Linked DNA regions of Mus musculus: all the other regions are linked to region 1. A link is a loop called in an ENCODE intact Hi-C map of the cell type or tissue named here. Cell type or tissue: left cerebral cortex. All regions are shown on one strand. Each heading gives the region's core, and the rest is flanking DNA. Links, peaks and the distances in the headings are about the cores only. Region 1 overlaps Sox11 (SRY (sex determining region Y)-box 11). Region 2 holds the start of Gm30515 (a long non-coding RNA gene). Region 3 holds the start of Gm9866 (predicted gene 9866).

Region 1 (8,325 bases), core at 1,420-6,419:
CGGCCAAGCCCAGCGCGGGCCAGAGCCCCGACAAGAGCGCGGCGGGCGCCAAGGCAGCCAAGGGCCCCGGCAAGAAGTGCGCCAAGCTCAAGGCGCCTGCGGGCAAGGCGGGCGCGGGCAAGGCGGCGCAGCCGGGGGACTGCGCCGCGGGCAAGGCAGCCAAGTGCGTCTTCCTGGACGACGACGATGAAGACGACGACGAAGATGACGAGCTGCAGCTACGGCCCAAGCCGGACGCTGACGACGACGACGACGAGCCCGCGCACTCGCACCTGCTGCCGCCGCCGACGCAGCAGCAACCCCCTCAGCTGCTGAGGCGCTACAGCGTGGCCAAGGTCCCCGCCAGCCCCACGCTCAGCAGTGCCGCCGAGTCCCCCGAGGGCGCGAGCCTGTACGACGAAGTGCGCGCGGGCGGCCGGCTCTACTACAGCTTCAAGAACATCACCAAGCAGCAGCCTCCGCCCGCGCCTCCCGCGCTGTCGCCCGCGTCCTCCCGCTGCGTGTCCACCTCCTCATCCAGCGGCAGCAGCAGCGGCAGCGGCGCCGAGGATGCAGACGACCTCATGTTCGACCTGAGCTTGAATTTCTCCCAGGGCGCGCACAGCGCCTGCGAGCAGCCACTGGGCGCGGGAGCGGCGGGGAACCTGTCCCTGTCGCTGGTGGATAAGGACCTGGATTCCTTCAGCGAGGGCAGCCTGGGTTCCCACTTCGAGTTCCCCGACTACTGCACGCCGGAGCTGAGCGAGATGATCGCGGGGGACTGGCTGGAGGCGAACTTCTCCGACCTGGTGTTCACGTATTGAGAGGCGCAGGGCTCCTCGGGAGGCAGTCGTGGCGGTCAGGATAAAGAGGATGGTGGGGGGAGGGGGAGAAGATGCTCATGGTCAGAGAGATGTGGCGCTGAGAAATTGGAAACGGTGATGAAATGTTGTTGGAGTTAAAGTGAAATGAGTAGTTTTAAACAGATTTTCCAAGTTTTTTTTTTAATTTTTATTTTTAAAAAATTTTTTGGTCTCCCCACTCTTCCCGTCCTTTATCGTGTCTCAAGGTAGTTGCACACCTAGTCTGGAGTTGTGATTTTTTCCCCACCCGTAAAAAAACGTGTTTTGTAATTTCTATTTCTTTTTCCTGAAATTCGTGATTGCAACAAAGGCAGAGGGGACCGGGCGGGGGAGGGGAGGAGGCCCCGCTCCGGAAGGCGCTGTTTGAAGCTTGTGGCTCTTTGAAGTCTGAAAGACATCGGCAGAGGACCCTTTAGACGGCACAACTGTTACTCTAGGGAGTTGATTTTTTTTTCTTAAGAGATTTAAAAAGGAACTGGTGATTTAAAAAAAGAAAAACACAAAAAGGGACCATTGCAACCTTTTTATTTTATTTTCTTTTTTGGAGGGAGAAAGCTGATGTCTTCTATGCATCCGATTTCTTAAACTGCAGGGAGCTTGAAAAAATGCAGTCTGTACAAACGCTTACAAAAATCATAACTGTGAACTGACTTAAGACCAGAGTTTACTTTTCAGATCAAATTGTTTATGGTTTTACAAATGTGATTTCTACTTGGCAACCTTTTTTTGGTAACTCGTTCCCTTATACCTCCTTGATTGAATACCTTACAGCCTAGACCTCAGTACAAAAAGGTATTGAAACATTTTTGATACATAACAGACCTCAATCTTTTTTAAAAATTAATATATTTTCAGGCGTATTTTTGTACAGTGAAAAGGGAACAATCTTGCTGTGTTTTTTCAGTAAGACTTTCAGGCACTTCTTCCCTTTTGATTTCTTTTTCTTTTTTTCTCTTCTTGTTTTTGTTTTTCTTTTTTGTTTGTTTTTTTAGCATGCAAATATGTTGGTACGTTATGTCCTGGTTTAAAAGGATTAAAAATTTAAAAGTAATCCTTGCATCTAAAGGCCTTGTGGTTTAAAAAAAAAAGCAAACTTTTTTGTACAGCTATAGTAGAGATTTGTTCAATATTTGTAGGTAAAGATTTATTGAAAATGGTGACCTAGACCTCAGAGCTGTTCTTAGTTTAAGACTGTATGTACTGTATCATAGTAGGACCTATGTATCTCATCGCTGTGATGTGTGGACGGGGCCCCAGACAGAAGGTTTGAAACTGGATACGCGATTTTTATCAAAAAGAAAAAGGAAAGGCACATAGTTTAAAATTTTCTCATTTTGTGCAATATAATTAAATAAACAGACCATTGCATATTTAGTAGCAAATGGTGGCGAAGCAGACTCAATGCACTGTCGAAGTCACCGCCGGGGTTTTTGGGTTTTTTTGTGTGTGCTGAAGTCTGTGTCTTGATTTTAATAAATCAGCAGGATCGGATAGAAGCTCGCATGGCCCTTAGTCTCTCCCGGGAGCCGCGTGTTCACCGCGCAGCGGACGCGGGTGGCGGAGGGCGGATGCCGCTTTTTGGAGCCCTTAGGCTGCCATAGGTTGCAGCCCGGTGTCCTCCCTTCTCACCCCGCCCTGCGTCTCCATCCCCGCCGTGGGCTTCGCGCTGGTCCGTGCCTGGCGAGTCTGGAGCTAGTGTCCACAGGGCTAGGCCTCCGCTTCTGGCTTTGGGTTTTTTCTGTTGTTGTTGGTTTTTTTTTTTTTTTTTAAATCTCCACCCCCATCCGCGGGCGGCATCGCTGCGCGCGCGCGCGCGCGCTCAATGAGATACGAGTGGAGAGGGCCGCGCCCTTCAGCGTTATCCACGCGGGTGGGGCACGAGGAAAGCAAATGCGCCTAGAGCCGCCTTCACGGTGCAGGATGGCTTTGGTTTCTTTGATGGAGCATTTGCCTCCAGGGGCCCGGTCCAGCCCTCCCCTCCCCCACTGCCCCCTCCCCCCCGCCAGCTTGTCCCTCGTGGTGTCCCGCGCGCAAGCCCAACTCCCCAGGGCCGCGACGCACGCGACCGAGGAGCCCTTCAGCAGTGAATTGAAACTCGGTGCCCAACAGCCCGACTCTAGACCCACAGAAACCATTACGGCGCGGGCGCTGACCGCGGGGACTTGACCAGTAGGGATCCAGGTCGGTGCCCCACGCAAGACAGGCACTGCAGATAGAGAGCTCGCCCTCACGGAGCAGCGCGATCTCATAGCGCGTGGGTGGGGCGGCGACCCGGTGTGGCTTTTTCGGGCTTCCCTCGCCCACCCCTCCCCCACAGCGCCCTGCTGTGAGCCACGCGGGGACCTTTAAGCCGCGAATAATTTCACCAGCGGTTTACTGGGGACAGATTCTGAAGCCTAAGGAAAAGGCATTCTGAGTGTCTTGAGTTCTTAACATTTGCATGTGTTCCCGTTTCCCGTCGGGCGTTTTCCATGGTGAGGAAGGAACTTTTAAATAAATTAGAAAAGGAGTGAGGATCTGGCTTCAGAATGGAAGCATAGCTGCAATTTGTATTTTAAAATTATGTGGCCGAGTTTCTTGGTAGGAAAAGAAGAGACAGTTCTTGGTTGGAGATCAGGAAAAAAAGAAATCTTTTCTTTCTTTCTTTTTTTTTTTTTTTTTTTTTTTTTAAATCCCAGTTAGAACTCAGGAAAGGCGCTTGAATGCGCTTTTAACAATATTTAAAGCGGTTTCGACGAATGCATTGTGAAGACCATTCCCAGTGAACTCTATTGAATGTCTAATACACAAGGTATTCCAGCTACTGGCCAGGCTTCAATAAAAGGTTAGCTGCATTTTTTTTCCTCCTAAGTAAGTCTTATTTTTAACTGAGCATTGACAGTATCTTAAAATGGTAACGTGGGCGTGGGCGTTGTGTGCATAGCAGTCTAGCCGGTTGGGTACCCTGCTCCTGTACCTAGTTCACAGACTCGAGTGCATTTTTTTTTGGCGAGATTTCCATCTTTGAAGAAACAAAAAAACAAAAACACCTGAACCAGCGTTCTCTTATTCTTTAAGCTGTGGAAATAATTTCCAGTTTCTACATTCTCGATATGCATCCTTATTAAAAAGATAATACGAATGAAAGGCAGTGTGCTTAAAGTGTGCTTTGCAAATACATGTTATGAATGACTACGGTCACTGGGCAAATTATTTGTAGAATGATTAGCCTTTAGCTAGAAAAAAAAAATCATTGCAGCTCTTTTGGGCCTGGATGGTTCTTTTTAATGTTAATGGAGGGGAAGTGATTTAAATATGCATGCTCTTAGCAGTCAGGATCTGACTTAGTTGTTTTGAGAGAAAAAAAAATCAAAAGGCAAGGTCTACTTTTTTTCTCTGGGAATTGAAACCACAATCATCTTGATACTAGAACAGTGTAAGAAATGAACATTTGTTCTTCACTTCAGAATTCAAATGAGTTTTGCCCAAGGAATCTGGGAAATAAGGCAAATAAGTTGCTCAATTTTCAAGTAGTCATTCAATAGAAATATACTCCATCACTCGGCTTTCTTATTCTCTGATGGGGTATTCTGTATAGTCTCACTGTTTTCTCCTAATGGGCATATGTATCTTTGTGGACACTTGGAAGAGAGGTTTTCTTGTACTCTCTCATTTCTAGAATCTTTATACTCTTTTTCCTGCAAGGTTCTCTGCTTTTAACAGATTTCTGAGGCAACTATATTTGTGCTTTTTTCTTATGTAGGAAGACCAGCGAAACTAGCTTACTGAGTTGTCGATTTTATCAGTAGATAAAGAAACTTTGTTTATTACAGTTTCAGGGAAGGTTTTTCAGGATATTTCTCAGTTATTCTAAGGGCCAAATTTTATATATAAAAAAAAAAAAACTTCATTAGGAATGTCAGTTTCAGATACCCTTTGTATAGCCTGTGGCCTGCAAGCACGACAGGACTGAGCCTTACATGTGTCCGAACAGGAATTCATAAGTCCCCAAAGTAAACGTCTCCATGTAACGATTCTTGACGTGTTTCTCTGAGAGTTGGCTTATTTTGATTATCAATTCTTTCTCACTGTCCATTCCTATTGATTTATCCTGCCATATCTCTTTGGGTTTGATGAGCTCAACATTTTTTGCTCTTTGATAACAACTCAGGTTTTGGTTTGGGGTTTTTCATGCCCCCTTTGTGTGTTGCTTATGTTTTCCACCACAGTATAAAAGTACTGAAGCCAAGCCACTTCCCATTCATTCCTTTACTGCTGCCTCCCTTTCCCCAACTCCCAACTCCTAACACACCTTCATTTTTTTCCCATCGTCTTCTTCTTCTTCTTTTTTTTTAACACTACCTAGATGCGTTAGCTGCCTGATTAGTTTATCTATTCCATGTGGATGCAGTGAGTTTATAAGAGAATTTCACAAACAAGTAGTTTTTTAGTGAACTTAAACAGAATTTTAAAGGAGACCTATTTTTATACTCAATAAAAGCACAAAACGTGCATAAAATATAGCATGGCGTACAAAGGGAAATCCACTCATAACGTTCCATGTATAGAAGTAATAATTTTCTTGGATAGCGATATTCTTTGAAGACCCAGTGCCTGTCTGCCTGTGCCCAGACAGGGTGGTTTCCACACACTGGGAACTTCCGGTTGCCGGCACTTGACAAACACAGTTCACCACAGCCACAAAGAGCAATAGGTAGGAGCTGAGGTGTGCCTCCTGATGAGCAGTCGGCCACTAGGCAACCTGGATGTGCCCATGTGGAGGCTCCAGCCTCACTGTTTGATCAAACTTCTTTTATGTAGTCTCTTCTGTGAAAAAAAAAAAAAAAAAGACCAAACAAAGCAATAGGACAAGTTTGAAAATGCATTTGAACATAGGATTTCCTCCAGGGTCCTCAAAGAGATTTTAAAAAAAAAAACAACAACAAAAAAAAACGTGACACTTAAGTTTAGTAGGCACATTACATTCCCCTCCCCTTCAAAAACAGAACGACTGGAAATAATCAAGACATAGCGTAAAAAGAATTTTGATCAAATGGATATTGACAAAGGGCCCTCGATCCCATTTCTCTTCACCCAGCTTGTGTTCAAAAACCTTATGCCTCGTCCCCTGAATCACACAGGGAGAAGCGTCCTATGCCATTGTCATGGACTCCCCACTTTGTCTACTTTTGCTCTTGTACATATGTTGTGGGTATCAGTTGTTCCCATTTGTTCTGTAACACCCTTGTTTGAATGGACTGTTTTGAAACGGAGGCCTGTGTCTCAGGTATGGGACACCTAGTGGTCGTGGCAACCCATCCCGTGATGCTTTGTTTCCCGGGACAGAGCCACCTGAAGTCTGAGAGTAGTTATCAGCATGGCACTGTTAACAAGTGTTCTGTTTTCCAAGGCCGAGAAAAAAAGAAAAAGAAAAAAGGAAAAAAAAAAAAAAGCAACTTTCACAGCTGCTCCAGGTTTGGGAGAGGAATAGCTGGAAAGCCCTTTTGTTTAGAAGTCTGAGTGGGTTATGGGGGGACTTTTATAGAGTTTGCATGCCAGCGCAGGACCTGTTGCTGTCAGACAGAGAGAAGGAGAAGCTACCTGAGGCAGTGCGCTGGGGGACTACGTAAGTGTCCCGTAGCACTAGGGCAGCAAATGCATGGTGAAGTCATGTCTTCTGGTAGAGGTTATCTAGCATGCAGAGTGTAGTGTGTTGAAACTGTATGACGTTGCTGTATCAAAGTTGTAAAATTAAGCATTATTTATTGAAAACTATGTATTTTTTTGTAAAAACCTGATCACACAAGAGAGTATCAGTGGCTTGTGCTTTGTGCTTCAATCAAACCAGCTTCGTGACCGCCCTCCTTGGAATGCAGTGTTAATGCTCAGGGTTGAATTCATACACTCCAATGTCTCTTTTTGCAGGAGTTTTTCACAGAGGAATACATTTGTTCAAAAGACCAATAAAAATCGTGTGATCAATCTCCACATGTGGCTTTTATGTGACTTTTTTGTTTTGTTTTTGATTTTTTGTTTTGTTTTGTTTTGTTTTGTTTTTTGTTTATCTTTCCCACTTTGCATTGGGTAACTACTGTGTGACTCCTAAAGTGTTGTCTCGAAGCTGAGAGATTTGAAAAGTCTTGGTGTCTCAGCATCCAACCAGGACCCACAGCTTGGGCAGGACTGGGGCCCTCAGGAAGTGATGCTTAGGGCAGGCTGCGAGCTGCCCACAGTGGAATAAGCATGGTGATCGTGTCTTGGTATTTTTAACTGGCCAATAGAGTAAATAAAAAGCATAGGCAAAGTATAGAGGGGTAGGTTAGCCTGTTTGTCAGAGTTAGAGGATGAAGGGATTATTCAGGGGCAGTTGCTGATGTTGAATCCAATGCCAGCAAACTCCATTCCTCAGTGTCTTTTTTTTTCCCCCTCTATAAGCAATTTACATTGTAAATGTATTTTGACATAGAAACCATTCTGTATTGAAACTCTTGCTATAAGATGTTTTTATGAAAGCCTGTAAGTGGTCCTTGGAATTATTATCAGATTTTTTTAAAGATGTGTTTACATGGTGAGTGTTTGTTGCATATTAATTAAATTTGGTTTTGTAGAAACATCTGTGTCGTATCATGACGGATCTCTATGGGCACGGCTTACACACTCACATGCGTGGCTCACACACCCACTTCTGGGCCCCTGGTAAGACCAATGTCAACTTTAAGCAAAAGAACAAATACCCAGCTCCATGTGTTGGACAGCTCTCTGGTTTTTATATAAGACATTTTTACTTCATAGATGACTTTCAAAGGGTGTCACCCTTTCATAGGATTTGACTTTTATTTTGAAAGAAAACAAGATAGACTACATACAGCCTTTCATCTTAAAGTAGATGTTTTTTTTGTAAGAATTCAACAAATAAATTCATTGACATTTCTGGCTAAATTTCTATTGATAAGACTTTTTTTTTCCCTATGCTTTTGAACACGATAAAATCTCCCAGCAGATGTAGAATGTACTGCAGGGTGGGTGGGGATTGCCTGTCACACACCATGACTATTCCTTCACATAACCACTGTACCAACTTTGAAATTGGCTGGTAACTACAGCTGGGAAAGCCCCCTCCCTACCAGAGTGTAAACAATTACAAGAATTGAGGAACTTGGTGAACTTGAGGTAGCCAATCCAATTTTTGACATCAGTCAAAGCACTAATTTCAATAGAATTATTTCTTTTAATACTCCAGGGTCAACAGGAAAAGAACGAGGTCCCAGGGAAACATTCTGCCATGTTGTACATTATCTGCTAGGGCCCAGGACAAAGTTTATGGTGACCTGTGAACACACAGCTGCACTGAATCTAAGGGGTGGCATATAGTCATCAGACAATGTGGTCCCTCAGGGATGGGGATGCAGCTCATTTGCTATGGTGTTTGCCTGATGTACACAACATTCTTGGTTTGGTCCCCAACATTGCATAAACTGGGCATGATATCACTTGCCTGCAATCC
Region 2 (8,325 bases), core at 2,082-7,081, 250 kb after region 1:
TTTCTCACATTCCAGTCACATCTCTGAGAAGAATTTCATAAAGGATCACAAATGGAAACCTATTGAAGGAAATTGATTGTGTTGGTCAAGGAAAAAAATACTCCACTAACTAAGAAATATGCTTTAACTCCCTTAATTAAACAAGCAATTTTATTTCTTTCTTACTTATTTATAGAGCCTCTCTATGCCCTTCCAGCCTGACCTAGGACTTACTATGTAATCCAGGCTTCCCATAAACTCAGAATCTTCCACATGGTGGGATTACAGGGAGTGTACCATCTTACCTAGTGAGTAAACAATTTCCACAAAAACAAAAAAAAAAACCAAAAAACAAAACAAAAAAAAAACAAACAAAAACCAGAGAAACTCCAAAGAACTGACCTGGGAGAGTTTTAAAGATCTTGAAAATTATCCTCTGCTTCCAGGCCTGTTTTGTTAATTGCACAATATTTATGGAAGCTAAGACTTAACAGCTGCCCATTGCATATCATCAGGCCTCTGCAAATGTGTTATACAAAGATGCAGATGGCAAATATTGTTGCTTTTTCAAGCTGCTAGGCTTAGGCTGCAACCCCTCCACTCTAAGTAACTGAAATTGTTGACCCAGCCTGGGCAGTGTGTGAGCCAATGGGCTGGGACCACATCCTGCCAGAGGATGGAGATAGCCTACCTTAGGCCTTTAGTCTGCAGAGTATGAGTGGAGGCTTCCCGGAGACTCCTTCTGGCACTTCTGTCTCCTCTTGCCTGCTCCTCTCCATCACCTTCAGCACCACCCTCTATGTCACTAGGCATAAGAAGTCAACATCAGATATCATGATCCTCTCAAACCCTGTCTACTGGTGTGTCACAAATGACACACAAAGTGAAAATCTGGGTGAGTTGCCTCAAACAGCTGGGCCCTAGGTGTCCTTTCTGTAAGGTCTCTGGAAAAGTAATCCTTCCACCGTGGGGATGGATAAAATAAATGAAACAAACAACAGTGAGAATAAATCTGAAGTTGTGGCTTATGAAACTAACTGGATGGGCCTGCTGGATCTTCTAACTTCCCAGATGGACATATTCTAACTGGGTCTAGCGGTGCCACACTTGTGGTGCATGAATCAAGAAGCCCAAGCAGAGGAAGATTTCTCACCTGCAGCAGGCAAGGAAGCTCAGGCATCATGTCCACAGCAAGGCCCTTCTCCAACAGAGGAAGTGAGGGATTCTGTACGCACTGATCCCAGAACGTGTTTTGCAGGGGAACACACCCTTAAGCCTGCACATTGTTAGACAATCCTCCAGAAGGAAAGGTGGCGCCAACATCCGGAGTTTGACCACCCAGGACCCACAGGATGGGAAGACAGAAGCAATGGCCACAACTTGTCCTCTGATTCTTTGGAAAGTGTGCTGTAGCATGTGTGTGTGTGCAAACACACATACACACACAGTCACCCACTCACAAACCCATAATCACATGCTCTCACACATATTCACAAAATGAATAGATGGGAAGAAAGAAAGAAAAGAAAGAGAGAGAGAGAGAGAGAGAGAGAGAGAGAAAGAAAGAAAGAAAGAAAGAAAGAAAGAAAGAAAGAAAGAAAGAAAGAAAGAAAGAAAGAAAGAAAGGTAGGTAGGTAACATTCAAATTTGGGGGCATGCTTAGCCCCAAGTCAAGAATCACATGTTTTAAAACGTTAAAAATAGTGGAAAGAAAGACATTTGGGCATGGTTATTTTTTGTCATATGGATAGTGGATAAGACTACCTCTGGGCATTCTATGTCTTTGTCATAAAGTTTTACTGAAAAAAAAAAAGGAAAGGAAATTTGAAGGCACATTACCATAGGAGTTTGCCCCTAAGGGCGCCTGCCTCATTTAGTGGCTAATCATATTACTTTGGGAACAAAGGTTGTTTGTTTTGAGCCAATAAAAACCTTCCTCTGTGGCAATCATCTGCAGGGCTCCTTCCCATGTCCTATAATTTGCCTTTCACACTGAAAAAGCTTCTCTGAAACTTACCTGACAGATACCACATGGGAGAAGGTGGCCTTCTGTGCCTACAGAAAAGGGAAACTGTGGAGAGGAGAAAGAGTAGCTCCTTGTCCTCCCCTCAGTATCGAATGGCCTTCTTGAAGCTTGCCTGACCCAACTGAAGCTCTTCATCCCCCAGAGGCCAATGTGGACCCTGTGCTAGGCCCATGTGCTCAGATGGGAATCCTTGCAGGAGCCAGGAGTCACCTTCTCTATAATCGGTTGCAGCAAAGAAGAATCATGAACTTGAGATGGAATTGGGGGACATGTGGGGGTAGGAAGGAAGATAGGGGTGGAAATGGTGCAAAACCAGTACTTGTGTATGAAATTTTCAACAAATGAATGAATGAATGAATGAATGAATGAGAAAATAAAAGTTTTCTGGCACATTCTCTCCTCTAGTGAGAGGGAAGTTTCTGGAAAAGAAGAGAGACTCCTAGTTCTCTGACTGCATCAGCCTATCTGAGGGCACTCCTGGTGCTGAGCATTTCAGCCGAGTCTGAAGATATATAGGGAACAAAGATCTCAGACACCTGGTCTCAGAAACTGAAGAGCTGGCTGCCTATTCTGACCCTTGTGTTTTGATAAATTCTTTTGATAAATCCATTAGATGTTTCCCAAGATTCAGTGGCAATGAGAGCTCCCGCCCTGGGAAGGGAGCACACAGCTCCACACTGCTTTCACAATGAGTACTGACAATGGCCCACAAAGGATGAGGAGCCAGAATGTTAATTTTATAATTCTCCCAATGTCTACTGTAGGCTTCTCGCACCAAGTGGTCACTGAATCAAATCACCTCCACAGGTAACACTGCTATGCCCTATAACTACTTTAACCCATGCCCTAGACATTTTATAGCTGAACACAAGTAAGCTCATAAAATACAGACATTTTACAAATCAGATATAGAACAAAATTGACATAAGCTATTCTTATAAGAAAGCCAGAAAAAAAAATGATGTGCATTTTTCAGCATGTAACTTCTTTTAAAGTTAGAAATACCCACTTGTTTTTATAAGTGATCACCCATACCCTGTCTGTAAAAGTCAGTTGAGTCACTGAATTACCTAGTATTTGCAAGCAGAAGGCTGACAATTTCTTTTGCTGGTTCTGGGAGCGGAACCCAGGGCCATGGGCAAGCTTCCTCCAGCTGAGTCCCACACTCAGCTCTCACCAGTAGGCTCCTGTGGTAAATTTTCACAGATGTCAGGCAGGACTCCAGAGCTCAAGTCTCATTGGCAGAAATTTACTGTATGACACAAAACATGAGCACACATTATATTAAATAGACATTAGTAGTCTGCTTGATTTGTTATCCCCCCTCCGCCCCCCGAAAAGAACCATGCAGCATTTGGAATTGCGTACCTGACTCATTGTGGAGTGTGACTTGGGGATGGGCACAGGGGTGAGATTGGTATGAAGTTAGAGGTCCTCATCAAGGGTCCTCAATTGCTTTCTATCTCATTCTCTTAAGATTTGTGTGTGTGTGTGTGTGTGTGTGTGTGTGTGTGTGTGTGTGTGTGTGTGTGTGTGTGTGTGTGTTGCACATGAATCCACCTCCCCTGGAGACCAGAGGTTTCAGTGGCCCTGAAATTGGAGATACAGGCAGGTGTGAGCAGTCCAAAGTGCCCTCCGGAGAAGCAGTAAGAGTTCCTATTCTCTGAGTCACCATCTTATCTTCTAAGACAGGGCTTCTTGCTGGACCTGGGCTCACTCATTTGGAGTGACTCTCTGGCTAGCAAAGCCTCGGGAGTCCCCCAACTCAGTCTCCCAGCACTGGGAATGCAGGCACTAACTACAGTGGGTTCTGAGGATCCAAATGAGCCACTTTGCCAGCCCTTTCTTGCAAGTAAAATAAAACACTGCTTTTAATCCATTAGGCATCCCGTTACCTTGTCCTTATATAAAAATGTAACTTCTTACCATTTCACAGTTTAGGGCTATTTGTCCTTCACCCCTCCCAGTGACACTCTAGGAAGTATTTGTCCTTTCCCACCCCTCCCAGTGACACTCTCAGAAGAAAAATCTTCAGCCCACTCAGCACACATTTCTTTGTCCCCTCCCCTTTTCATTAATATTTCATCACTAAGGCCCAAGCAGCAGGAGCCTTGGTGGGGGGAAGAGTGTGACATTGATTAAGTGTGTCTTCAGTGAGTGACTCTCTCCCAAGCCCAGCCATAATGGAGGGGAAGTCGTGAAGACAAGATAGAGCTCACATGTTGAAAAATTATTCCTAAACCCCTCCCAGAGCAGGAAGGCCTCTGAGTCTGGGATTCATTTGCTGTTTGCCTGATAAGCTTGAAAAATTTTGCTCCTTGTCATTTTTAAAAATAGCTGGGTTGCCTCTTTCTTTCTTTCTTTCTTTCTTTCTTTCTTTCTTTCTTTCTTTCTTTCTTTCTTTCTTTCTTTCTTTCTTTCTTTCTTTCTTTCTTTCTTTCTTTCTTCCTCTCTCTCTTTCTTTCTTTTCTGTCTTCCTTTCAATGTGTGGTGGGGTGAGGAGGCCTGCTAATGAATGAGAAAGGAATCCTCCGCTCTTTCTCTGTCCATTTCCCCACCCCACCCCCTCCTCCCCGTCTGCTCCTTTCAGGCTGGCTGTTGGGACAGGAGGCTTCCAGGGTTCACACCATCTTCCACATAATAGGGTAGCATTTTACACCCATCCTCTGCCTGGCAGGTGGCAATGACGTCATGTTTGAAGTCAGCCCAAGGTGAGCAACTTGCAAATAATGTGAGGAAAGAGTGAGGAAAGAGTCTGCCTCGGCTTGGGCTCTGAAGAGACAGGAGGCAGGCCGAGACGCTGGTGTCTGTTCGGTGAGCCTCACAGAGGCTGTGGAGAGATTTTCAGCAATATTAGGGGCAGCACATGCTCCACAATACGGGGGGGGGGGGGCAGAGGGGGGGCACCGCCATCTGATTTTCGCCTCATATTCTGGGGGGGGCAGAGGGGGGGCACCGCCATCTGATTTTCGCCTCATATTCTAGGAGTGACTCTCTTCATTGCTTTTGTACACGCTGAAAGGAGTGGCATCCGTCAGCCAATATGTGTCTGTATAAATTATGCATCTGTGAGTCCCTGCTCACGTGGTGTGCGGGAGGCAAGATGTGCCTTTGTGGGGGAAGAGGAGGAGGGAAGGGGGGAGGGGCCGACTGAGGGAAGGCTGGGAATCCGGGAGGCTTCTGTGAAGAATGAGAATGCATATGAACAGAGGAATCTCAGGGGAAAGCCTGACTCTTAGAGAGACTGGAAGCCAGACCTAAGCTGAGTCATGTGTCTTCGCTCTTCCCCATTTCCCCTGTCTGCTTCAAACCCTTCTTTTTTGCCCACCCACTGCCCCTCACTGTGGCTGACTGGAGGGACAGGGACAAGCATCAGTATAAACTGGGTATACAGTCAAGTTTTGGTACATATAGAAAAGGGTACCACAGCAAAACCTTGATGTCAATCATTAATACAGCATACAAAGCTGTGTTGTGCTGAGATTCTCCCGGGGGACAGAATGGACCCTTAGCAGTTGGGAAGGAAAGAGGTTATTAACAAGTCAATGTAGTTGTAATTGTAGATCTAAAGTTGTCCCTGCCTTGGAGCAAGCTGAAGATGTTGCTGTCCATGGCTGCAGCTCTAGACAGCCATTGCAGTTCCCAAGATGGATGCCACAATCTAATATTATAAAGAATGTTAGTTGCTCCTAGAACATCTATGAATTAGCTGGACTCCTGAGTGGAGTCACAGAGAAATGTGCAAATCCTTCCAGCGGGGGAGGCTCTGCATCAAGCTCTGGGAAAGGGTCAGTAGGTGGGGCAGGATGTGGAGAGTCCTGTCTGTCTCTGGGAGGTAGGCCTTGGAGGGAGGAGCTCATACCGTGTCCTCAGGATATTCTTCCCTTCCCAGAGATGCCAAAGGACTTTCTTCCTGGGGAATAAACCCAGTTACTATATAAGCCCTTCAGATACTACAGGACCAGCTTTTCTCTTACACAGCAGAGGAAAATCAAATCAAATCAAAATCATGCTTTTATAATCTCTGGAGGCAAAAAAGCCAGTAATTTAGTATGATTGGTTAAGCAGACAGTCTGAAAAAGGAGAGAGAGAGACAGAGAGAGAGAGAGAGAGAGAGAGAGAGAGAGAGAGAGAGAGAGAGAGAGAGAGAGAATTATTTACCACGTGTGATGTTTCTGAAGAACATAGACTAAACCCAGAGTTGTCTTTTTGTTAAACTGAGCATGGTAGAACGCAATTGTAATCTCGGGACTAAGTAATCTGAGGCAGGAGGATGGCTGAGAGTTTGAGGCCAACCTTGACTACGTAATGAGAGATTGTTGATTAGGAGTTGCGCTAGTTGGGAGGGGTGTGAGCCTCTGAGCACCAAGGAGAGAGGTGTGGGTGCGTGTGCTGCCTCTCCACAGGGCCTCGCCTGGGTGAGCACTAGAGACTAGGTGCAGACATGAAGCCTTGGAAGCCACTCTTGTCTCCGTAGTAAATCCTTCCTCTGCATATTTTGATTAATGCCTTCAAGTCCGCCAGATGATGAAGCTAGCTGGGCAAGTGCCCCAGGGCATTGTGTGTGTTTGGTCCTGTCCACAGTTGTTATCAGTGGCTTGCTTGACAATGCCACGCTTCAGGTTGACTCCTTGGGGGAAAAGGACTATAAATTCTTGGTGCTTTTAGCCTTTATTACCGACACCTGATAAAATCCACATCTTCTCCCCATTCTGAAATGTTTCTCGTAGTTTGTTATACCTGAAGCTCTTTAGGAAACCCACCCTGGGCATTTTTCAGTTTGTGATATAGGGACGGTCTGTGCCAATGAAACCAAGTTACTTTCACTCACATTTACTAGGAACCCAGCTTCTGATGACAAGGACTTATCTGAATATGGTGGAGCCCTCCTACCCTCTACTACAGAAGTGATTGCAGCCTTTCTGCCCTGTATGGCTTGCTTGCACAGACCCCAACTTCTGCTGCCGTCACAGACTAGACTCCTTAGTAGAGAAATTGGCCCTAGCTTTCCAGCTCTAGCTCCTACCACCACAGGTCTCTTGCCATTTCTTGTACGTTTTTCTTGATGGTTCGGTGGCTTTTGGAGCCACTGGTAATGTTACTTCCAGGACTAGCTTCTAACCGTTAATATCTTTCTCTCGCTTCAGCCGTTAAGAGCACTTACTGTTTTTGCAGAGTTCTTAGGGTTCCATTCCTGGCACCCACTTGGCAGCTCACAATGATCTGTAAATTCAGTTCCAGGGGATACTATGCCCTCTTCCAACATCCTTGGACTCCAAGAATGCTATGTAGGGTGCACACGTGCACGTAGGAAAAACACTCACACAAAATAAGTAAGTCTAAAACAAGACTTCTGTCCTGCACCAGGCTGCCTCTAAGGCTCTGTAACAGGGTGAGAGGAAAAAAAACAAAAACAAAAAACCAAACCAAAACAAAAAACCCAGCAAGTAGCTAACAGGGTTGAAAGCACTGTGCCCTTGAGAACAGCTGGAAGAAGAACCATTTCCAACAGGGGTAACTGTTGCTTATCCTGGGGTTTAGAGACCCCTGCTGTGGGAACGAATGGGGGGGCTCACCATTGAGGAGATTCTGAGTCAGGAACACAGCATCCTTCTTTCACAGCCGGTCTTTTAGATGATGTAAGGCCCAGCTTTGATGCTATCACCTCTGTTGATTCTACCCCTTGGGCTTCTCCAGTCATTGCTGTTGGGTGCTGCTACCTCCTCCTCTGACAATGTTCTACTGTCCCTCTGCTGTTTCTGTCTGTTCCTTGATGCTCACTCTATAACCTCTTTAAAAACTCACTCACTTGCAGTCAAAGATGTTGCTATCATTCTCAGGACCATACAGAATGATCCTGGGAAACACCACTGTGGTCTTTTTAACTTTGAGTTTGTTTAGATTCCACATAATTGAGATTCTAAATAGTTTGCTTTCCCTTGAACTTATTTTAAAATGTGTTATAGTGTATTCCAAACCCCCATTCATCACAAAGGGTGCAATGGTTTTCTTTCTGAAGGCAGAATAGCAATAGAGTATTCCTTCTGTGGTGTATGGGTCCGGTTTCTTTCCCTATCCGTCACCAATGAGTACCTGAGTTTCTAAATCTTGGCCATTGTAAGAAACGCTGCAAAAGACATGTGCTTATAGACTTTTACATTTTGAGATCCTGATTCCATTTTCTCTGAAAGCATGCTGGGAAACAGGTGTGCCAGAGCCTGTGGGAGTTGCTACTTTTGTTCCTTTGTAACTGTCTGCCAACAGTGGCTCTACATCTTCTCAATCCCACCAACTGCTTAAGGCTCTTTTCTCACATCCTT
Region 3 (8,325 bases), core at 1,675-6,674, 180 kb after region 1:
TAGAAATTGGGGATATCGCTAAGCATCCTGTAATGAACCAAATCCCTGTTAGACCAGAACCTTCATACACCAGCTCCTGTCACCCTTCCTGCACAAAAGAATTGACTGGCTGCATGCTTGTTGAGAAATATTGAAACAGAATCAAAGAGAACGGAAGGCGAACCCCCATTCTTCCTATATAACCTGCGCGCAGGAGATGGGATGAAAACAGGTGTCTAGGACACTAATCAGCTGTCTTCTCAGACTGCTAGCTGACGAGATGAAGTGACATTTTAAGATTCAAATTCCATCTTTGCTTTACTGGCCTCTGTAAGTGACAGGTAATACAAACTGAATTCTGATTCCATTAGCATTGCTGTTGCTATTAAGGGCAGAATACATTTATAACTATTTAGCAAGAAGTGTATGGGAGACCCATACTTTAAAAGTTTTTGTAAGATCCATATAGCATTGAAAAATTGGACCCTGTGGTCAAATTTGCAGAGAGAAAGAGATAAGACTATTGCTTGGCCACCCCCCCCCCAAATCATCTTTCTGCTTTCCCTTCTATGTGTAATATTCCTTAGCTTAGACAGTTAATGCCACAGAAGACAAAGACATCAAGTTAAAAATCTTCATTACTGGGCTGGAGAGATGGCTCAGTGGTTAGGAGCACCGACTGCTCTTCCAGAGGTCCTGAGTTCAATTCCCAGCAACCACATGGTGGCTTACAACCATCTATAATGGAGTCCGATGCCCTCTTCTGGTGTGTCTGAAGAGGAGAACAGTAGTGTACTCATATATGTAAAATAAATAAATAAATCTTAAAAAAAAAAAAGAAAGAAAACTTCATTCCAAGCCAAAATAAACACTGACCAGAAGAGTAACCTAGGGAGTTAGATGATTTCGAGGTGCTGGTACTGTCTTGCAAACACGAATGCATTTTAAATGCCCCAGGAAGGAACATCACTCAAGACAGATTGTGAACACACAGACTATGGTATTGTGTGTCAAGCTGAGCGTACAGAAAGTTCTAAGTATCTGCCCTTGGAATGTTGTTTGGATGAGGCTCTACTGACTCCTTTCTGTGGCTGTGACAAGATAGCCTGACAATGAGCAACTTAGGAGATGAACGTTTTATTTTAGCTTCAAATTACAAATACACCACGATAGGGAAGTCACTGTGGCGGGAGCTTTAGAGAGCTGGTCATGTCGCTTCCAAGAGGGAGTCCAGGGAGTCCACAGTGAATGTGTGCGTGCATTACTGCTTGCTCAGCCTGCTTCTTTCACTTTTACACCATCTAGCCTATGCAATGGTGCTGCTCACATTCACAGAGGATCTTCCCACTCAAGTAACCAAATAAGAAAAACCCCTCATAGACAGCAGACTGGCCAGCCAGTCCTTCAGCGAGACTCTCTTCCCAACCACTATGATAGGCTAGACACAATTGTGTGACGTTATCTCAAAAGCCTCAGTAGAAGTTGATTTCTTTAAAGCTGTGACATTTACAGAAAGTGATGTCTATAAAGACCAACAAGAAACAGGATTCACAGAGTCATGGATGTTCAAGTACCTTTATATACTATGGGGGAGAGGTGTGCATGACCATTGCCTAGGGAACCATGAGAAAAAGACCATCCATGTCAGCACTAGAGGAGTTAGTTTTTGAAGTTATTTTCTTTCCTTTATTTTTTCCTTTATTTTTCTAATGCTGAATATTCAGCCCAGGGCCTTATAAATGCAAGCTCTTTATGCCTATGGCATGCCCTAGCCTAGAATTTGAAAACCACAGTTGGGTAACCCCATAGGTTCTTAGACCGTTGATAAAGAGTGTTGACTACAGCCAGATGCTGAGCACACCCAGCACCTATAAGAGTGAATGAGATAGACAGTCTTGATAGTCAGAACCATTGCCTACAGCAGTAGTCACTGCATTTATCAATCACATGGTGGACCGAGCATGGTTTCTGGGTGATTTTGCACATGTTAGCTCATTTATTATTCACATGGGGTCAGCCCATGCCATGCCCCATTTTCCTGTCTCATCAATAGGGACATTGAGGCTGTTGTTACTGAAGCAGGTTAAGTGTTACAGGGCTAAGTGAAAAGGGTGGAGATGCTGAACCCCAAAACCCTTTAGGACTCTCTCCTATGCTGTATTGACTTTTCAAGCTATGGGTAGATATGTTTGACCAAACAAACCCCAAATACAGGAATGATGCTGTTAGCTGGCTAGGGCATCAACATCTATGCAGTGACATCATTGCTATAGCAGGATATCAGATCTCTGGGGCTTCAACTCTGTTCTTCTCACATAACCCTTTATCCTCCAACTACACAGTCCTGTCCTGGTGTGTATTATTAACCTCTGAAATGGCTACAGGGTTTAAATAGCTGTGTTTCCTCTGGCAGCTATATCCTTTCTACAAGGAGCTTTAAGCAGATAAGTTAAATCAGAACAATATGTTGTTCCAGTAAGGGGAGGGCTATAGAGCTGTTTGTGTGTGTGTACGTGGGGGCGGGGGCAAATGGCTTCAATAGGCAGGAATTTATGGGAGAACACGAGAATAAATAAAGTATCTTCACACTTAAGATGTTGATTGACTTAACTGATACCGTTCAGAGGGGGTGGAGATAAACAGACTTCCACCCAGACTCATTCTGCTCAAAATGATGGCTTCCTTTTAGCCGGCACACTTTGCAGGGGTTGGTTGTACGTAGCTTGGGGTATGAGCATTGTGGCATCACGGGACATTGTTTCAGCCTGCGACTTGAGGGTTATGAGCTGGGGAAGAGACAGTTAAAGCTTCCACGCACCAGCAAGATGAGTTGTACCACACAGCGCCCATGCCAAGGTCAGCAGTCTGAATGGAGCTGAGACACTTACTGCCCGTGCCAAGCAGTGCCAAGCACCTCTGGAAGCCCCTGCCTAGGACCCCCAAATTTAGATTCATGCTGCAGTCTGGAGAGTGTTTTGACGGCTGCCGGGCTACAGGGAAAAGCGCACTGCACACTGCCTCTGAGATGAGACAGAGCTCTCCAGGCTGGGAGTCTGGGGAAGCCGGACCTGGGTAGCGCTGCTCAGGTGAGTCGGGAATGGGGGACTCAGATAATGTGGGCTGTCTGGGCCATGCCTCTGCCGTGCTGATAGGAGCGGGCATTCTGCTGAGGCTGGCTGTTGCGGTGAAGCAGATTGATTCCGGAAGATTTCTTGTATTTTCCTAATTCCTTGTTAAAAAACAAGAACCGGGCTGAGCCTGCACTTGGATCATAAAGCCCCCCCCAAAACCAGGAGGATTATTTTAGAGGGGACCTAGCCAAGGAGGAATTGTAGTCCAGACTCTGCCGGAGTCCCAGAAGCCCAGAATCTGATTAACATGTCCCCAGGGGGATTTCTTGGGATGCTTCAAAAGGGACTGAGATGGTGGCCATGGAATACACGGGAGTGGGGGTGGGGTGCCCAATTTCTAATTCAGAACCCATCCTAGACTTAACAGGAAGCTGGTTGGTATTAGGTGGAAAATATCACATAAGCTGGTAGTGTCTGAGTTCTTCACAGGAAAAGGTGATTATCCTTGCTGCAACAAGCTTGCAATTCTTAGGGGACAGAATTAGGCCCTGGTTCGCATTTGTGTTTGCATCCCTGGCATAGGGCTTTTTGACACAGATGAGAATGGTTTGCCTTCCTAAAAGCGATATGAGATTTGGGTCATAGCCACAGCACATTGTAGAAGCGGCTTGTGGAACCGCTGAGTCTGTGCAGGAGTCGTAGAGCAGTATCTGGTATAGAGAATCACATTAGCTCAGGTTGTAACAGCTTCAGACTTAGGCCAGAACATTGCCCTGGTGGCTGCAGCCAAGGGCTAGGTTAGACTCCGGGGTCTTGAAAGCCCAGCTGGGGTCAGTTCACTAGAAGTCTGGTCCATAGTAAGGTTCTGGACAGGTAGTGCTGGCTCATGGAGAAGTAAGTCTTGTTTTACTGTGCAGCAGGCAGGCTCATCCTGTCATGAGAGTTTGCTATTTAATCACTCATTGATCTTTATCTACCTTTAGGGCCAGGTGCAAGAACCCACGGTACTGATGGAAGTGGGTATGCACTCCTGACCTCCCTCTTGATCTTATGCTGGAGGTGGCATGTCTGCTTCATTCCTTAACAACGAGCTTGGGTTCTGTTTCCCTGCAGTCTCTGTCTGCTCTCATGCCATTCTGTACTGAGGCAGGCCATATGCATATATTGTTTAAGCCTAGCCATGATCTCTAAAAAGCTCTTCCAGCTCACGTCTCTCTTCCTGGAAGCACCCAGTGTTTGCTATGTTCTAGATTATATTGATCTGTAGTAGCCCAAAGCTGATATTCCTCATGGGTCCAGTCTATGACTCCACACTCCAGGAGACTACCATTATGCGGCACATGGGAGGGGGGACCTCATTCAACTGCAGGGAGAGACAAAGAGAATCCAAACCCAAGGAGTATATCTGGGAGACAGCAGGAGTTGCAGACAGTGGATGCTGCTGCAAAATGCTGCAGTTCAGAGGCTATGAGATGCATGCTTAGGGCCCACTGCAGGCTGCCTGAACATATAGGATAGCATTCAATAGGACCCTTGATCTGCGCTGCATAGAGTGTGACTATAATCCCTGAGCTTGGATTGTGGTACGGAGAGAGAGGTCTTGGCTGCACCTACCTCAGCATCATGTGGCTCTTGATGATAAATCAGCATCAACAGTTAGATAGCTGGATAATCTCAAAGCTTAGATTCTCGTCCCATAATCAAATCCTAGGTTCTTGATATGGAAACTAAGCCACACATCTGTTGGGGTACTGCTGCCACCATACCGTTTCTTTCACTGTGCAGCAAGCTTGAGGACTATGGTCCCCATTAACCTTCCAGATCCACCACACCACCTTAGCCCAGATGTCACGCAGGCATATGAGCCGGGAGCTGGGGTTAGTCCAACGGCTGTGACAAACGCACCAGAGCTAGTATAGGAAAGAAATACAAGCAACCTAGTGTCAGGGAAGATTAGCATGCACCTGTCTCTGTCTCTCCACATTGGATGCTGGAGAAGTGAAGCAACTGACCAGAAAGACGTGTACAAAGCTGATCTATGTGCCTGTGTACATATGGTGCAGTCACCAGAAACTGCTGCTCTGGTGTATACTGTGGATTCCTAGGACCAGCTTTTTTTCCTTAAGTGATTTTCTAAAGCAAATCGCTTATTTGGTGGCAAAGATGTTGCCTCTGGCAATTCTGATTAGCAGAACAGATTAGCAGAAAGATGGAGGGGATCTTTCACCCTGGGTTAAGGAGCTACAGTGTACAGAGGACTGAACCTGCCCTAGAATGCAGTGCGTGTACACACACACACACACACACACACACACACACACACACATGGAGTGGGAGATGAAAGGTAGAGGAAGCATACACTAACAGGACTTGGTGAGCCTAAGTTATCTACTAGCTAGGCAAGAGGAAAGATATGCCTGGCTTGCTCTCATTCGAGAAATGAGGAGAGTCACACCATGAAAATACTTTATACTTAGCAGCAACAACTCAGTGTACCTTATTAGGATGAATGTAGACACTATGCATCATGATTAAGTATGGAAGTATACCCCTCAACATTCACTATCTTCCAAAATGCATTTTAAAGCTTTGTATATTAATTGTGAATGTTACTTACATTTTGGAGTAATAATTGCTATTTTAATCCTAGTCCCCAAAATTTTAGTTTCTTTTCTTGTTGCTGTAATAAAATATTTTGACCTAAGTAACTCAAGGGAAGGAATGTTTATTCTGGCTTGCAGGTCTAAGGCATAGTTCATCATGTTGGGGATGTGCCAGAGGCAGCAACTTGAGGGAGGTGATGACAACACATCTACAGGATTGAATCAGAGAACATTGACTGCATACACATCAGTGCTCAGCTTTCTAGGGAATGGTGCTGCCCACAGTGGACAGGTCTTCCCACCTCAAGTGATGTAATCAAGGTCCTCCATAGAGATATGCAGAGATCTACCAGATGATTCTAGATTCTGTTAAGCTGACAGCACTAGCCATCATATCAATTTTTGGTTGTTTTTTTTTTAATATTGTAATGACCTTTAAATGTATCTATGTTAGCGTACTTTTGTGTAGCTGTATCCACAATACCTGACATATTGACTCCAAGGAAGAAGGTGTCATTCTGGCTCATAGCATCAGGGCATCTGTTCTGGGCTTGTTTGGCTTTTACGGAACTGTGTAGAACATTAAGGTTACAGAAGTAGGTAACGTGACAACCTCTTTACCACATAGTAGACTGAAAGCAGAGAGTGAGGAAGGGATCAAGAAGCTACAACCTCCAAAGACCTGCTCCCTGTTGTGACCCACTTCCTCTAACTAGGTTCCGCCACCAGGAGCCCCCAATATAGAGCCACTTGCTGAGAACTAAGCCTTCAACACATAAACCTCTAGGCTCATTTCATGTCAAATCCATAAGGTACTTGGATTTTTTGCCTGATTCCTCAACCCCATTCTTCCCTCTGCAGGTGGGGAAAGTCAAGGAAGGCAGGATATTCTCATTATCAAGACACTGGAGAGGCTTCAGGGCTTACCAAAAGGCTCTCTTCATACATCCTTAAAAATATAAGAGAGAGCCCATTTAGGTTTCGTCTCGGTGACTTTACCACCTGATGGAGAAGGTGTATGTATTTAACCTGAATGAGTAAGGCAGGGAGTTCTCAGGTGCTGAGGAAAGAGGATTGTGAGACTGAGTGTGGAAGATGCCAATGGGCCACAGGCGTGGGGGAAGTACAGCAGGCTGGAACTCCACATCTACCTTTTTATTCATTAAATGCAGTGGGCCATAAAATAAAACGAAGCCATGAACGTAAGGGAAGGACTTGAGAGGAGGAGGGGGGCAGCAGCCGTGGGCGAAAAGCAATTAGAATGCATTTTTATACGTGTTTGAAAAAAAACGTTCAAGAACAGATTTAATTCAGTAAGAAAAATCAAAAGAAGTAAACAAGTGCCCATTGTCACCTACGCTATGCAGAGGTCTTCCCTCAGCGTGGTGTCTAGGGAAACTGTTGGGGGCTCTCATGTCCAAGCAGCTGAAAGCAAATTGGACAGAGAAACAAAGGAAAATGAAAATTATGGCAGTTCCAAGCATCTGGAAGGCTGCTTAGACCAAAAGGGAAAGAAAGGCTGTGCTTTAGGAAATAGGAGTATAGCAAGCACAGAAGCCTGGAGGTAGGTCTCTCAGGAAACACAGAGGAGCAGAAGGAAAGCCGGCCATGGAAATGGGGAGGGATTAAGTCAGACGCAGGCCGCAAGAAGGATGTATTGTAGGTATGGGTGTGCACCTATGTGCATACGTGTGTACATGCATGTACATGCTGTGTTGTAGCCAGGCAGTGATAGTTTCTAACCCTTCAAGAGCTAAGCTTCAGGAAGACTATTTAATGGAGGCTGGTGTGGGCTACAGGGAGTCTGGTGAGGAGTTTGGCAGAGATCTAGGCAGCCATCTAAATGTGCCTTGCCCTGAGTGAGGAGGGGATCAGGAGTGAATGTCCCCTACCGAGAGGTCCACAGACCCCTGTGTGCACTGGCAGGATTGGACTGGGGAAAAGCATGGTGAGTGATTGTTTAATGTTCTAGAGAGCAAGAAATTACCTAAACATCATGTGATATTCACACATGTGACATCACGGTGGCTGCTTGCCCCCATGGTCATGCTTTCAAGAAAGCAAGTGGGCAGACAATGTCAGGTTCAAAAGATTCAACCCTTGTAAGAGTTGTTCTTACCCAGAATGACTGTCAGCAATAGCACATCTATTGCTGCGTCTGCTGTTTCTGCTGTTTCTGCTGCTGCTGCTGTTGCTGCTGCTGCTGCTGCTGCTGATGATAATGATGATCTGTACTCTAGGCTAGCCCTAGAGCATCCTGGCAACTGTCTTATCTCCATCTCCCATCTCATGGGCGCAGAGCTGGGATGGCATGTCTGTCATCACTTCAAGCTTTTTGTGGGGCTTCTGTGTATTGGACTGGGGTCCTCCAGCTTTCTGGGATACTAAGCTTTTACCCATCTACCCACCTATCCCACCCCTCTGCCTCTTCGGCTTCCTAGATACAGGGTCTAGCCAGAACTGTAGACCTGCCTCTCATAGCCACTCCCACCACCCCCATTGTGGCTTAATGACCTGTAAACAAGCCACTAACTGCCCCAGGGGGGAGAGAGAAGAGGCAAGGATGTCTTATAAATAAGACTCCACCTGAGCTAATGGGTCGGTGAAATTCATTTTAAAATATCAAGGCCTGAAGCTAACCTCTTGGGGGTGGGGGTGGGGGGTCCTGTAGA

Evidence for each region. Hi-C counts contacts between places; a loop is a spot of excess contacts. Peaks named below come from ENCODE experiments on the same cell type or tissue, not always from the same donor. Only the 100,000 strongest peaks of a DNase experiment are listed, where the experiment ranks them.
Region 2: a loop joins it to region 1, with 6 times the contacts of the local background. A loop is called at or near these places in 2 of 42 quality-filtered maps.
Region 3: it touches region 1 in a loop (4-fold over the local background); 6 of 42 quality-filtered maps call a loop at or near these places.

Annotation. Positions count from the first base shown.
Region 1 is chr12:27,333,699-27,342,023 of GRCm38, reverse strand. It overlaps Sox11 (SRY (sex determining region Y)-box 11), which reads left to right. Exons shown (of 1, transcript NM_009234.6): 1 at 1-7,756. The coding sequence ends at 803. Among named protein-coding and RNA genes, the nearest start is that of Sox11, 4.9 kb to the left of the region's middle. In left cerebral cortex, for the core only: a CTCF peak has its summit at 6,126; DNase peaks (open chromatin) are centred at 2,521, 3,084, 3,176 and 3,738; H3K4me3 peaks cover 3,121 bases; H3K27ac peaks cover 1,645 bases.
Region 2 is chr12:27,079,668-27,087,992 of GRCm38, reverse strand. Gm30515 (a long non-coding RNA gene) reads left to right here and starts at 4,448. Exons shown (of 7, transcript XR_001780580.2): 1 at 4,448-4,716. It overlaps Gm30401 (a long non-coding RNA gene), which reads right to left and starts at 4,443. Exons shown (of 4, transcript XR_001780591.2): 1 at 3,932-4,443; 2 at 3,076-3,257; 3 at 671-784. In left cerebral cortex, for the core only: no CTCF peak of the experiment used is centred there; DNase peaks (open chromatin) are centred at 4,731 and 5,121; H3K4me3 peaks cover 850 bases; H3K27ac peaks cover 1,299 bases.
Region 3 is chr12:27,154,970-27,163,294 of GRCm38, reverse strand. Gm9866 (predicted gene 9866) reads left to right here and starts at 2,779. Exons shown (of 2, transcript NR_045870.1): 1 at 2,779-3,065. In left cerebral cortex, for the core only: no CTCF peak of the experiment used is centred there; DNase peaks (open chromatin) are centred at 3,432, 3,637, 3,938, 4,284 and 2 more places; H3K4me3 peaks cover 2,847 bases; H3K27ac peaks cover 2,677 bases.